Linked DNA regions of Homo sapiens: regions 1 and 3 are each linked to region 2. Evidence: read pairs that join two places in POLR2A ChIA-PET (ENCODE). Cell type or tissue: K562. All regions are shown on one strand.

Region 1 (5,000 bases), 1.7 Mb before region 2:
CTTTCTTTCTTCTTTCTGTCTTCTTTCTCTTTCTCTTTCTTTCTTTCTCTCCCTCCTCCTCCCTCCCTCCCTCCCTTCTTTCCTTCCTTCCTTCCTTCCTTCCTTCCTTCCTTCCTTCCTTCCTTCTTTCCTTCCCTCACTTTGTTGCCCAAGCTGGAGTTTGGAGTGCAGTGGTGCAATCATAGCTCCCCACAGCCTCCATTTTCCAGACTCAAGCAATCCTCCTACCTCAGCCTCCCTAGCACCTGGGACTACAGGTGCACACCACCACACCCGGCTAATTTGATTTTTTTTTTTTTTGAGAGATAAGGTCTCACTATGTTGCCCAGGCTGGTCTCAAATTCCTGGGCTCATGCAAGCCTCCTGCCTCAGACTCCCGAAGTGCTGGGATTACAGATGTGGGCAATTGTGCCTGGCCTTGAATGATATTTCTTTTAGAGATATTTCTGTTTTCAATGCTTAAAGTAATAGTAATTCTTTCCAGATGGCTTGAAATCAAAACATTCCCATTTCCCTTTAGAAAATGGCCACAGTACAATATCTCCCAAATAGTCCTACAACAACAACACAGGCTGAAGTATGCCTAGTCATTTGTTAGTCAAATGGGAAAGTAGGAAGAAGTGACGGATTGGTGACAAACTGGCTCAGCCAGCTGGTCCAAGTTAGGAGCCATCTTTCCTCTCCCTGGATGAGAATGGCTGTCCAAAATTGCAGGATTTCAGGGGTAGGAATGTTTTAGGATTGCTTGCAAGTCAAAGGATTCATGTGGCGAGAGTCACGGGGGAGATGGAGGTATACAGAGAAATGAAGATGACAAATACCTGCATTGAAATATTAGCGATTCTGAGATCCTCCATTAGGCCTGAGGGGAGAAACCATGACTTAATCATTTCTTTATCTCTAGTTAGCATGTTTGCTATCTCTACGTCTCTATCTCATAGCTGGCACATAACAGCTGTTTCATAATATTTAGTTGATTGACTGAATAAAAGTAAGATTTGATGTTTGTGAACATATCTCAGGAGTGCTGCACAATCTGGGACTTCCTAAAGGCATAAGATTTGTCCTCTATAAATGAAAGATATATTTCTTTTTATTTTTTTAACTATCCCTCATTTAACTCTGATTTGATTTTTCTCAGCTGGGCTCCTTGTTAACTGGGAATTTGAATCCAAAAAACTGGCTCCAAATGAGATACAGAAGATAAATTTTCTTTCTCCTAGGCTCCTAAAAGAGGAACAATTCATTCTGGGATCCAGAAACGGAACCCAGAATAGGGATTCTTATAAATTCTAAGCGAAGCTCAGAATTAAACAAAGAGAAGTGCCTTTCAGAGTTATCTTCATTGAGCGACCACACAACTGCCTCAGAAAGGCAAAAACAAATGTCCAGTAAGTATGGAATTTTCTGCTCATTCTTTCCAATTAATAAGCCCCCTAGGCTTTACAATAAAATCTGGGGGTTTTTACAAAGTCGGATCTCTTTTTTGTACATGAGAATTGTTAGAGTATACTGGCTTAAAATTCAAAAACAATAAGGAAAAGATAAGCAATGAGAATTAGTATTTGTCACTGAGAAACAACAAGGTAAGATACATTTACAGCTTAGTGGCTAAAAGCAGGGTCGCTGGTTGTAGCCTGACTGGGTTTGTATCCTGGCCCAAACCTTACTGCTTCCTTATGGCTTTGAGCAAGGCTGTTGTGAGACTGAAATGCATTTTATCAAGAAAAGTGCTTAAAATATACCTAGAATATAAGCACTCAATAAATATTAACTAATCATACTATTATTTTTCAAAAATGTTTTCTAAATCACAATTCTAATAAGTCCTGCTCAAAATACTTGAATAGCTGTTCATTTTCCCCCTGGATAAACTGTCCTTTAGTATGGCCTACAGGTACATTCCAGGGCTAGCCTCTGCTTACTCTTCCCCTGCAACTCCTCCCAGATCAAACCCTAAGCTCCAGCTTTACTTGGAGCTCTCTGAATTGCCTTCCTCTTTTATATCTCTGTACATATTCTTCCTTCTACTTGAACTATTCTTTCCCACTCATTCACCTGGCTGATATCAATTTGTCCCTAAAATAGACCAGATATCAGCTCTTCCAGGAAGCTCCCCCTAATATAATCAGCTTGGCTTAGGGACTCTTCCCATAAGCTCTTACTTTCCCGTGATCTGCTGCATCATGTTCCTTATCATGCTCTGCTGACATACTTTCCTTCTCTTCCTCCCCCGTGGACTATGTGCTCCTTTGGGAGAAGATGTGGCATCTTTTTCTCCAGTGTATCCCCAGCCTGTATCACAGAGCGGGTATTCTAAAAAGTGCTTGGAATTTTAAAAATGGCTAACTATTTAAAAGAAGGAGGCTTAAAAATGAGCAGACTTAAAAATGAGGTTTTAAAATGAATTATCCTATAAGGATCAGCAAAGGAAGAATTAAAACCCAAAAGAAAATAAATAAATACAGAAAAATCTGCAATTCCCCCACCTCTCAACTCACTCCTGAATCCTTACATTTGAAGCCTGGGATTCACTCCACTTTTTTTCAGTTTCAAGTTCTGCTTAAAGACATGTCAGGAGTCACAGTCTCCAGTGACCCAGGTCTTTGATGCCGCTACCTAATCCTGCTTTATTTCCTGCAAGCAACCGCAGCACCAACTCTGATCCTCAACAGGAAATTCTGAGCATTCACTGATTCAGGTCCTTTTAAGCTGATTATGGTTCTTAGCGGTAAGAGATCCAAGGCTTTCCATAATCTACACAATGTGAAGCCTGTCTATTGAACTAGCTCAGCACCTGATTCGTAATACCCAATTGCCTTTACTTTTTCTAAGTATGATAGAGGGCTCCAGTTAATTCTTTAAATACCCTTCTTAGTGGAAATACCATCCCATCACACATTGATTCTGAAAGTGATAGCTAAGGTCATTCAGCAGATCAGTGGCAGAACAAGGAGGTCAGATTCCAGTTCCAGCCAACAGGGTAGTTCTAGGGTCATATAACCCAAGTCAGTCTCTTTTTCCCTTTGGCATTTTTCATTCTGGACACAGAACTATGGAATCAAAAATGGGAGAGGGGGCAAGCTTAAGAGAAAGTCATATATTGAACAATGGTAAGTGGCATGAACATATAATAAATAACATTTACAAATTCCCTGTGTACTGATTCCCAGGAATCTGAAAGGCAGCAGCAAAAGAAAATGCCCTAAATTAGCCAAGGGTATTACCCGATGTTCATTTCTTTGGCATGAAAAAACCCCCAAAAAACTAGAATAAGAATTAGGAGGGAAATAAGATGTCTGAAGAGTTAGGGACTTTTCCATCATTTTCTTCTGCCATTTCTAAAGATTTTGCTTTGAGACTAATTGGATTTAAACTTCTGAAATGCCTTTCTTGGGATATTTGATCATGGCAAGTGGGAGAGACTTCAGAATATTTCAGTCTCAAGTGGGAATAACTTCAAAGCTATTCACCTTTCCCAGCAGTAGGCAAAAGAATGGTCAGGGAACATTTCAAAGTTAATGAAATCTCTTCTAGTCCAAAGTCCAAAGATCATATATCTACCTCTATAGCTCTTATACCTACTATATGGTCTGTCGCTTAGTAGATTCTCAACAAGTTTTTTTTTTGTTTTTTGAGACAGTTTCACTCTTGTCGCCCAGGCTGGAGTGCAATGGCGTGATCTTGGCTCACTACAACATCCACCTCCTGGATTCAAGCAATTCTTCTTCCTCAGCCTCCCAAGTAGCTGGGATTACAGGCACCCACAACCACACCTGGCTAATTTTTGTATTTTTAGTACAGACAGGGTTTCACAATGTTGGCCCGGCTGGTCTCAAACTCCTGACCTCAGGTGATCTGCCCATCTCAGCCTCCCGAAGTGTTGGGATTACAGGTGTGAGCCATTGCGCATAGCTAAATCATGGCCTCTTACCTTTTTTTTTTTAAGTGCCTTCAATTGTACCATTCACCAATTTCTGTGGTATAAATCTTCCAGCATGACCAATTTCAAGCTACCAACAGCTTAACAACCAACTCACAAAATTTTGGAAAAGTTAACAATCACTTTCATCACTTTCATAACCAGTAGGAATCAACTCCAGCACACCAGAGCTTGGCTCTCTGTATTCAAAAGCAAGTCAGTACTGAGTGGTTTCAATGCATTTAGCCCTCAAAGGGAAGTAGGGATACTCAGAGTTGGCTTGGGAACAGAAATTTGACAGTGTAATAAAGCTTCATGCTTAGAAAAGCATATAGGTGATGTCCTGTGGGAACTACCAAGGGCTGAAATAATTTTCTGCCTCTAACCTAGTATGAAAAATTGAAGAAGTACATGTAGACCCTTCCTCTGCATGCTGCACCTCTTCCTCTAAGCAAAGGAGAAAGAAACCTTAGCATGCATAAACCCTCTCCAACAGGGCTGAGGTTCTCCTGAACAAGGGAAAAACTCAAATCCAGGTTTGAATGTGCTCAAGTCACAGTTACCAATTTAAGATCTTTGTAATAGTGGAGATTAGATCAAAGAAGGTTATTTCTAATCATTGTACTGAAATGCTTATTTGTGATACACCAGGAATACTTTTTGTGTGTGTTAATAGAAAAACTAAAGTCTGTAAAATATTTTTAAAATATTAATTCTGAGCCAGTATGAGTGACCACAGCCCAAGGAAAAACACAAACCCAACAAGTTTGGTCCTGAGGTGGTTAAATTACAGATTGGTTTTATACATTTCAAGGAGGTAGTAGGAGTTACAGGCAAAAGCATAAATCGATACCTGGAAAGTATATATTGGTTCAGCCCGAAAAGGTGGGATATCTTGAAGCAAGGGCTTACAAGTCATAGGTGGATTCAGATATTCTATAATCTGCAATTAAAGGAACAAAAATTTGTCTAAAAGCTTGGAGTTAGCAGAAAGGAATTAAGTTATGAATGCTACGTCAGAGTTAGCCACAATATGATATGTTTGGCAACATTTATTGTTTGTAAGCATGACTTAGCC
Region 2 (5,000 bases):
CTACCCTCTTAACTTTGTAAGTGAAGGAACATACTAAGAGCCTCAAGGCCAAGGTCAGATAGTGAGTTATTAGCAAAGCCAGGGCTCTGGACTCAATCTGGAGTTGTTTCTGGTGGGCTTCTTTCCTAACCTCACTTAGTGTGTATAAGGGATTGTGTTAATCAGTTTGAATAAAGATGGACCTTGACCCTGAGGACTTTATGCTTAGGTGGGGGATTAAATATGGAAACAACAGTGATAATGAAAGGCAGAAAGTAATGGGTGGTAAAAAGATAAAGATAAGGAACTATAAGAGTTTAGAGAGGAGGGAGAGATTACTTTTATTTTTGTTTGTTTGTTTGTTTTTCGTTTTTGACCCAGGCTGGAGTACAGTGGTACAATCTCGGCTCACTGCAACCTCTGCCTCCCAGGTTCAAGTGATTCTCCTGCGTCAGCCTCCCTGAGTAGCTGGGATTACAGGCGCCAACTGCCACACCAGGCTAATTTTTGTATTTTTAGTACAGACGGGGTTTCGCCATGTTGGCCCGGCTGGTTTTGAACTTCTGACCTCAGGTGATCCATCCGCCTCAGCCTCCCAAAGTGCTGGGATTACAGGCGTGAGCCACCGTGCCCGGTCTACTTTTAGTTTTAAGGATAAAAGAAGAGGTGACATTTGAACTACTTTTTTTTTTTTTTTTAATTTGGAGACAGCATCTCACTCCCGTTACTCAAACTGAGTGCTGTGGTGCCATCACAGCTCACTGCATCCTTGATTTCCTGGCCTCTAACAGTTCTTCTGCCTCAGCCCCCAAGTGGCTGGGACTATATAGGCACACACCAACATGCTTGGCTAATTTTTCATTACTTGTAGAGACGGGGTCTCATTATGTTGCCCAGGCTGTTCTTGAACTTCTGGACTGAAACTGTCCTCCTGCCTCGGCCTCCCAAAGTGCTGGGATTACAGTTGTGAGCCACCACGCCCGGCCCCTGAACTATGCTTTGAAGAATGGGTAGGATTTGGACATGTGGAAATAGGACAACTAGTATGAGAGAAAGGCCTTTCTGGGCCAGGGGCCAGGGTGATCAAAGGCATACAAGCATAGACAGGGAAAAATGAGTAGTGAAAGAGCTAGGCAAGAAAGAGTCCGTTAGCACCAGATGGTTAAGAGCCTAGAATGCCAGTTTTCCTTTCTGCTTTTCAGTTTATCTTTCATTTTTGACTCTGGAGTAATCTAGTACTTCTTAACATTGAACAGGATTTATATGTTATGATTAAAATATGATCCAGAGAGCACATAAGTATCCTTAGAGTAGAAGCTGAAGGGAAAAATTATTAGTGTTAGAGAAGCAACCTTGAGTTTACCAATCCTAAAAGTGTTGGAAAGTGAAAAATATTTTATTTGTAAGGAGAGACAGTGTTTTTTTTTTGTTTGTTTTTTGTTTTTCTTCATTAGCGTCAAATTGGCTGTAGTAGAACAGGAAGCAGTTTTGAAAGTCTTTACAAGGGCCTTCTAAAATGTGATTTCTAAATGACTGGATCTTAATTTTTGGAGGCAGGTTTAGTTCAGGCAGAAGGGTAGTTTATACAGATCTGCAGCTAAGCTGAGTAGCTTTTAGAATTTAGGGCAGCAAAGCAGGGTATTTTATACAAAATCCACTTGTAAGGAATTGATGGCTTCTTTATTCCAAGAATTTTCTTAGATTTCAGCATTTATGTCTTTGACAGCCTGTATGACTGAAGATGTTTTGAAGTCTTGGATGGAACTTGCCTTGTTTCACAGGGGAATTGGGTAGCTAGAAATGAAGGTATAAATGCCAGTAAGTTGTGTCTGTTAATCAAGTTGAAGTACTGGTGGCAGTTCTCAAGCTTTTCTGTCTGCTGATGATTTCACACTTACTGCTTCTAATTAAATAGTGTGTAGTCGATTTGAAGAAGCCTTGCTTCTCTTTGACCCACCAGTTCTGTAAAGGTAAAAGCCTTCTTAGAGTGTTGCCCAGGTAACAACACATACAGAGACTGCTTAATAGCTCATCATGGAAGTGTGTGGAAAATTTTGGAAATGTTGGTAAAGAAGTTGCTATAGTAAATAACTACTTGGTTGGTAAAAAGCTGGGCTACTTCTGGATAGTTGATAAAGAGTTTTTGAGATGAGCCGTGGTTCTAAAATAAATATGAATTGTGTCATTGCCACACGATTTTCTTCAGTTATGTAAGCTCCTAATATGTAAATGTTGTCCTACCATTTTAGAAGGTGTCAGCAGTTTCATGTGACCTGTTCCACAATATAGCACACCCCAAACACCACGATAAGAGTTCAAATATGGCATGGCCCAGATGCCTCACACCAGTTAAATGATAAAGCTAATCATGTCAGCACAGTGTTTCTGTTAAAGTTTTTTCCCCCTCTTTTTTGAGGCATGTTAGTTTTCACGAATTGAGGTTATTAGAATCTTTCCAGATTTTCTGCCACCATTTTTTTTGTGTGTGTGGTAAAAAGTATAATGATGGTGCCCTTAATTAAATTATGTAAACATTTGTAAAGATATACACGCATACACATAGTGTGCATATATGTATGTGTAGACATACATACATATATATTTACATATCATTAGTTCTTGGAATTTGTGGTGAAAATACACCCACCTGGCAAATGGTTGAAAACAAGTGTTCTAGCTCTTTGAAGACTACCATGTGAGTATTCACAAATATGAAAGTAATGCAAACCCAAAGGGAGTTTTTGTATGCCCAATTTCAAGAAAGGAGCACATTTTAAAAGGCAAGTATGGAATTCATTCATATACCAGTGAGGAATTTCTCAACTTCTCCTTTACCCCACACATACACCCGTTTACCATTCTCATTATTAGCAGTAAGCAAAATTAGAAGACTTTAAGAATCAGACTTCTACTACAAGTGATGCAAATAAATATTATTTTTAGAAAAAATACAAACCTGTGGTTTTGAGTTATGAAGGTTTAAGAGACACATATCACTAGTTTTTTTTATAAACTACATGGAGTGTTTTCTGTGCTTCAAGATGTCGTAATTGTCATTGTGAGGCCTTTTGCTGAGAGCATTGTATAAAGGAATAGTTGTTAGAATGGTTATTAGGTGTTTCTTTGAATAGTTTATTTTTCTGTAGTCAATTTATCTTGCATACATTGATGGCCGGGGGTGGTGGCCCACACCTGTAATCCCAGCACTTTAGGAGGCCAAGGCAGGCAGATCACTTGAGGCTAGGAGTTTGAGCCTAGCCTGGCCAAGATGGTGAAACCCCACCTCTGCTAAAAATACAAAAATTAGCCGAATGTGGTGGTGTGTGCCTGTAGTCCCAGCTACTTGGGAGGCTGAGGCACAAGAATCCCTTGAACCTGGGAGATGGAGGTTGCAGTGAGCCAAGATCGTGCCACTGCACTCCAGCCTGAGCTACAGAGTGAGACTCGGTCTCAAAAAAAAAAAAAAAAAAAAAAAAAATTGAATAGAGTATACTACTTTAGTGAAAAATTGACCATTGAAAAATCAACCATTGAAGGGAGGTTATATATATATTGGCAGACAGTAGGGTTTCTGAAGTTGTTTTAGAATAATTTTGTTATTGAGCAGCTGTTTTATCACCAGACCTCATTCATTTATTATTGCTTTTTTCCATTTTTTTTTAAATCTCATGAACTGTATTCTTTCATTTTAAATCTCTCATATTTGCCCTGAAGTCAGTGGTCATATTTGGACTAATGTTTTGATTTGCTGTTGTCTGCGCAAAGATCTATTACCAAGTTGCATGATCAAGTTGGTATTGAATGGTAATTCAGTTAATGTCTTCTTCTCTCCATTCCTTTTTTCCTTCTGTATTCTAGAAGTTACCTTAACACTAGTGTGAGATTCCTGGCAAAGTTAATGGGGAAATGAAATTAAATATTACTGTTATTCAAATCCTAGGGTGACCTTTTTGCCAACACTAATGAACATAGAAAATTTTTCAGCATGAATTATGCAGCTTAAATTTTCACTGAGGCTAGGCCTCTTAAGTTTAAAAAATTAAAAGTTAAAAAAATATTTATGGGGTACAAGTGCAGATTTCTTACATGTATAGATTCTTACATGTATAGATGTGGTGAAGTCTGGGCTTTTAGTATACCCATCACCTGAATATCCACCATTCTGTATGTCCATGTGTACCCATTGTTTAGCTGTCACATATAAGTGAGAACATGCGGCATTTGACTTTCTGTTTCTGAGTTATTTTACATATGATAATGTAGGCCTCTTAAGTTAAAAAACATTCTGACATGCATTTTATAGTTCTTGTCAACATTATCAATAGCTTTGATAGATGAAACAGGTTTCTCCTGTTGCAGTTGGTATCACACACAATAAATTAGCCATCCCTACCATTTGAAAATATAAAGGTGTTTTTTTTTTTTGACACGGAGTCTTGCTCTGTCGCCCAGGCTGGAGTGCAGTGGCATGATCTTGGCTCACTGCAGCCTCTGACCTCTGCCTCCCAGGTTCAAGCAATTCTCCTGCCTCAGCCTCCTGAGTAGCTGGGACCACAGGCACGTGCCATCATGTCTGGTTAATTGTTGTATTTTTAGTAGTATTTTCACTATGTTGGCCAGGCTGGTCTCAAACTCCTGAACTCGTGATCTGCCAGCCTTGGCCTCCCAAAGTGCTGGGATTACAGGCGTGAGTGACTGTGCCTGGCCCAGATAAAGTTTTTTTAAAAGATAATCTAGTAATAGTAGGAAAGAGAAACCAGTTTATCAGTTAATCTAATACTTCCTATTTTGAATATAAATTTCATTGTGTTGCATGGTAACTTCATTATGTTCCACTGAGTATTTACTTTTCTAAAGACAGACCTTTAACAATTTTTCCTTTTTTTCATGTTTTGGAGACAGGGTATCTCTCTGTTGCCCAGGCTGGAGTGCAGTGGCACGGTCATAGCTCATTGCAGCCTCAAACTTCTGGTCTCAAAGCGATTCTCCAACCTTCGTCTCAGGAGTAGCTGGTGGGACTA
Region 3 (5,000 bases), 370 kb after region 2:
ACGAGGTCGGGAGATCAAGGCCATCCTGGCTAACACAGTGAAACCCTGTCTCTACTAAAAATACAAAAAATTAGCCAGGCGTGGTGGGGCACTCTTGTAATCCCACCTAGTCGGGAGACTGAGGCAGGAGAATCGCTTGAACCCGGGAGGCAGAGGTTGCAGTGAGCCAAGATCGCGCCACTGCACTCCAGCCTGGGTGACAGAGTGAGACTCCGTCTCAAAAATAAATAAGCAAACAAATATAATGGAATCCTTCCATGCGCTCCCCTCTGGTACCATCGCTCTTCGTCTTTGTCTGAAGGTAACCACTGTTTTAAAGTTCATACTTGTCATTTCTGCATACGTCTTTATACTACATACAGTTGACTCTTGAACAACATGGGCTTGCACTGTGCAGGTCTGCTTACATGCAGATTTTCTTTTACCTCTGCCACCCCTGAGACAACAAGAACAATCCCTCCTCTTCCTCCTCCTCCTCAGCCTACTCAGTGTGAAGACGATGACGATGAAGACTTTCATGATGATCCACTTCTATTTAATAAATAGTAAATATATTTTCTCTTCCTTATGATTTTCTTAGAGTTTCTTTTCTCTAGCTTACTTTGTGTGACAATGTAGTATATAATACATATAACATACGAAATACGTGTTTTTGTTTTTGTTTTTGTTTTTTGAGATGGAGTTTCGCTCTTGTTGCCTAGGCTGGAGTGCAATGGTATGATCTCAGCTCATTGCAACCTCCGCCTCCTGAGTTCAAGCGATTCTCCTGCCTCAGCCTCCCAAGTAGCTGGGATTACAGGTGCCCGCCACCACACCCAGCAAATTTTTTGTATTTTTATTAGAGATGAGGTTTCATTATGGTGGCCAGGCTGGTCTCAAACTCCTGACCTCAGGTGATCCACTCGCCTCGGCCTCCCAAAGTGCTGGGATTACAGGCATGAGCTACCGCGCCCAGCCCACAAAATATGTGTTAATCAACTGTTTATGTTATCACCAAGGCTTCTGGCTAGCAGTAGGCTACTAGTAGTTGAGTTTTTGGGGAGTCAAAAGTTATACATGGATTTTTGACTGTGCATAGGGCCAGTGCCCCAACTCCTGCATTGTTCAGAGGTCAACTCTGTGTGTGTGTGTGTGTGTGTGTGTGTGTGTGTGTGTGTGTGTGTGTGTGTCCCTAAACAATATTTAGCAAGTTGACTGTTTTTAAACTTTATATCAATGGTGTATATTAAATATGATCGTCTACAGTTTGCTTTTACAGCTCAATAGTTTAAAAACAAAACAAAACAAAAAGCTGCAGTAATCCCCCTGCCGTTATTCATGAGGATTACATTTCACGACCCCCAGTGGATGTCTAAAACTAGATTAGTACTAAATCCTGTATACATTTTCCTATACATATGTACCTATGATGGTTTAATTTATAATGTTTGCACGGGAGATTAAAAACAATAACTAATAATAAAATAGAATAACTAGAGCAGGCCAGGCAAGGTGACTCACGCCTGTAATCCCAGCTCTTTGGGAGGCTGAGGTGGGCGGATCACTGGAGGTTAGGAGTTCGAGACTGGCCTGGCCAACATGGTGAAACCCCGTCTCTACTAAATACAAAAATTAGCCGGGCATGGTGTCATGTACCTATAATCGCATCTACTCGGGAGGCTGAGGCAGGAGAATTGCTTGACCCTGGGAAGCAGAGGTTGCAGTGAGCCGAGTTCATGCCACTGCACTCCAGCTTGGATGACAGAGCGAAACTCTGTCTCCAAAAAAAAAAAAAAAAAAAAAAAAAAAAATAATTAGAATAGTATGCCAGTATCACTAATCTTGTACATTGTACTTTGGAGCAATTATTAGGGAAAATAAGGGTTACTTGAACATAGCACTGTGATATTGTAATAGTTGATCTGATGACAGTTGAATGGTAACCCAGAAGGTGACTAACAATTAGTGTATACAGTGTGGTTTGATTCATTGAGGTTATGCTCACATCATGGTCAAAAGATGAAAGTGGAATGGTTTATATCTCCTTGTTCTCAGGAAAAAATAAAAGTTTTTGAATGCCACTGTTCAACTTGACACCATAAGGTTAAGTATTGTTTTGTTTTCTTGATCTGTTGCAGTTAAGACAATTTGCATGCATCTTTTAGGTATAGCTGTAAAATTTTCTCTTTTGAAATGTCATGAGTCAAAATTGAACTGTGGGAAATAAAAAATAAAGAATTTGTCTCTATTTATTTTTTTAATGAAAATCTCTTTGTATCTCAGAATTTCATGATGGTCTAGGAGGCCTGAAACTCTGTAGGTCTAGACTGTGAGGATCTCTGAGAACTGCATGCTCTGCATATTATAGGTACTCAATCAGCACTGATTGCTGGTGGCTTAAACTGCAAGAACTACGTTATAGCCAGCAAGCAAAGATGCCCAATTAGTCAGTGAGTGATTTGCCAGGGGAAGTCTATTTTCAGCCTGGGTAGTTACTATTAAGAGAGGATCCTAGAAGCTGCACTTTTTGCCTGCTAGGTGTTCGGAATACTTTTGAAAGAACTGAAGTGTTCAGTTCAGTGGAGACATCTTAGATCCTCTATATTTACAAATTTACAGCCCTTCATTTCCCAATTTCTTCAACCTTTTTCCTTCCTGGAAGTCATGCTTTCATAGTTTAGGGGAAATAATTAGTTTTATAAAACATTCAGTTCCTAAAAGATTAATAATTCCAAAGGAAAATATATTAATTGTAGTTATGAAAAATGCACTGACAACAGGCTATCAGCTTTCAGAATTGCTTCTTAGTTTTTCATTAAAATAGAAAACTCAAAATGTCTCATGAGTTTTATAGAAAAATTGAGCATATTTAAAAATTAAATATGTATAATTTTATAAGAACAAAAAAGGTTTGACCTTGAAAATTTTTTTCTTCAGTTTTATTCTGTTACAGGACAGTGCCTGCACATTAGTAGGCACTTGGTGAAGATTTGTGAAATGAATGTGATAGCATAATGTTATTGGAATTCATCATTGCTGAATTAATGTATATTTGTGGTTTCTGTAGGAAATCTTGTCCTTATCTCACCTCAGGTTTTTACCATAACATTTTTTTCCTCTTTGCAAATATCTTTTGATTGGTATTTTAATTATTGATAAGGTGTGCACTTGGAACATTCATTCAAAATGAATAATTCCAGTGTCAGGGGAAAAAAAAAAACCTCTGGAAATTTAATGTATGGCTTTTTTTAAGTGTATATATCACTTTTTTTTCCAAAGGACAGTTTGAAAGTGAAATACTCCAAAGTAAAAGCAATTTTAACTTTCTGAAACTGTGTATGTTTGTTTGCGTGTGTGAAAAAAGATGGAAAAAAGGAAAGATAGAAGAAGGGAGGGTTGGGAGATTGAGAGAGGGAGAGAGAGGAGAGAAATGTGCTTTCTATGAAATTTTGACACATTTCCAGGATAACTGAGAATGATAAATTAAGTAAAAAGAAAAATAAGCATTCTTATTTTATGTGGGAAGAATTATGCTTTTTTTCCTTTAAAGAAATTGATTTTTATGAAAACAAGCAATAATAGCTTTAACAAATACATAAAAATTTTTAGATCAAGCTGATAACTGCTTTTAGATAATAGCCTAAGTCACTGATTAGAAGGGAAAACCCATCTTTGGAAAATATCTTTTGGAAATCATCTTTTGTGTATCATGTTAAAATAAAAATTTTTCTTAGTCATTTCAAGGAAATTTTCTAACATTAGGAAGGGAAATATTGTTAATTCTTTTCAGCAGAAGGTAGAGTACCGGCATTAATGACAAATACATTTTTACCTTAGACCTTTTAAATAATTACTTTTTTCCTTTTAATAGAGAAAAGGACACATTTAGATATTGGATGTTTATTTTACATTTTAAAACAATTTTCTTTGGGGAAAAAATAGGGTGAAAGTTCTTGTAAAACCAAGGAAATTTTGAATTTGTAGAGCATAAGTAGATACTGACAATTTTTCTTGCTACATCTGAAGTTAGTTATTTGACTTAAAAGGCCAACAATCTCATTTATTGGTTTCTTTGAAGTAGTTGGTTGCCTTTTTTCTCTCCCACACCAAACTATAAAGATAATTTCATAAACCTCTTTTTAGTTGAGCTTTTGGGTTTTGCTAATTTTTCTGACTTAGATGAAGTTTCAATTAAAAATAGACTATAAACTTATATGTGGGTGGCAGTTGAATGAGTTGCTATGACAGTTCATATTATGAGGTTGAACCAAATGCAAAGTAGCTTAACAGAATTTGAGAAACATAGAGCTATATCAGTACTAATGATTACCCTTCTTTAACCTATGCTGCGTATAAAGGAACATGCCTTTCTCTCAGGGTACAAAAGTTTTACTGGAGAAATCAGTGAAGCCTGTAACCCTTATCCTACTGCTACTAAGAACCTATTTTCCTAAGGAACACCCCACTTTCCCACTTGTGGATATTGGTAAAAGGTCTTGGGAATATCAAGTCTGGTCTGTATTTTCCCATCCTCTACAGGTAATCTCAGAAGAGGTGCTTAATAAATGCTATACACCATCATCCAATTCTTGCTCCTCCTGTTCCTGAAAGAAAGTTTAGCCAGGCAGGGTGGCGGGCACCTGTACTACTATGGAGAGAGGTGTAGAGTGGTGCTACCTGAGAGCATAACACTAATGATCTGCCATCGTGTGAATTTTCCATATTTTTCTGCATTGTTTGTGGTCATTGTGGAAAAGTATGATTCTGATGCATGTATCAAGATCTTTTAAAGAACACAAAAAAGTTATAATTTTTTTCAACTCTAAAATCTTCCAGTGAAACTAACTTTTAAGGAAGATCTTCCATGAGTATCAAGTGGCTTCACATACCCTATGCAAGAGTATTGTTCAATAAGGGCTCACCCAGTTAGTTACTCTCTTCCTTAGTCCACCTTTTAAAAATGCTGCCAGATGAATCTCCTTGAAGCTTACATTGTTATGTAATTTCCTTATTTTCTTTAG

What was found. Peaks named below come from ENCODE experiments on the same cell type or tissue, not always from the same donor. Only the 100,000 strongest peaks of a DNase experiment are listed, where the experiment ranks them.
Region 1: POLR2A ChIA-PET joins it to region 2 with 6 read pairs; 1 of 35 experiments calls an interaction of 5 or more read pairs at or near these places.
Region 3: POLR2A ChIA-PET joins it to region 2 with 5 read pairs; 2 of 35 experiments call an interaction of 5 or more read pairs at or near these places.

The regions. Positions count from the first base shown.
Region 1 is chr1:172,485,062-172,490,061 of GRCh38, forward strand. No RefSeq gene overlaps it. Among named protein-coding and RNA genes, the nearest start is that of PIGC, 43 kb to the left of the region's middle. In K562, no CTCF peak of the experiment used is centred here; a DNase peak (open chromatin) is centred at 2,146.
Region 2 is chr1:174,164,834-174,169,833 of GRCh38, forward strand. The region is part of intron 1 of RABGAP1L (RAB GTPase activating protein 1 like); the gene reads left to right. Among named protein-coding and RNA genes, the nearest start is that of RABGAP1L, 7.8 kb to the left of the region's middle. In K562, CTCF peaks have their summits at 779 (motif pointing left), 2,441 and 2,643; DNase peaks (open chromatin) are centred at 1,058, 1,918 and 2,298.
Region 3 is chr1:174,533,015-174,538,014 of GRCh38, forward strand. The region is part of intron 13 of RABGAP1L (RAB GTPase activating protein 1 like); the gene reads left to right. Among named protein-coding and RNA genes, the nearest start is that of GPR52, 88 kb to the left of the region's middle. In K562, no CTCF peak of the experiment used is centred here; no DNase peak of the experiment used is centred here.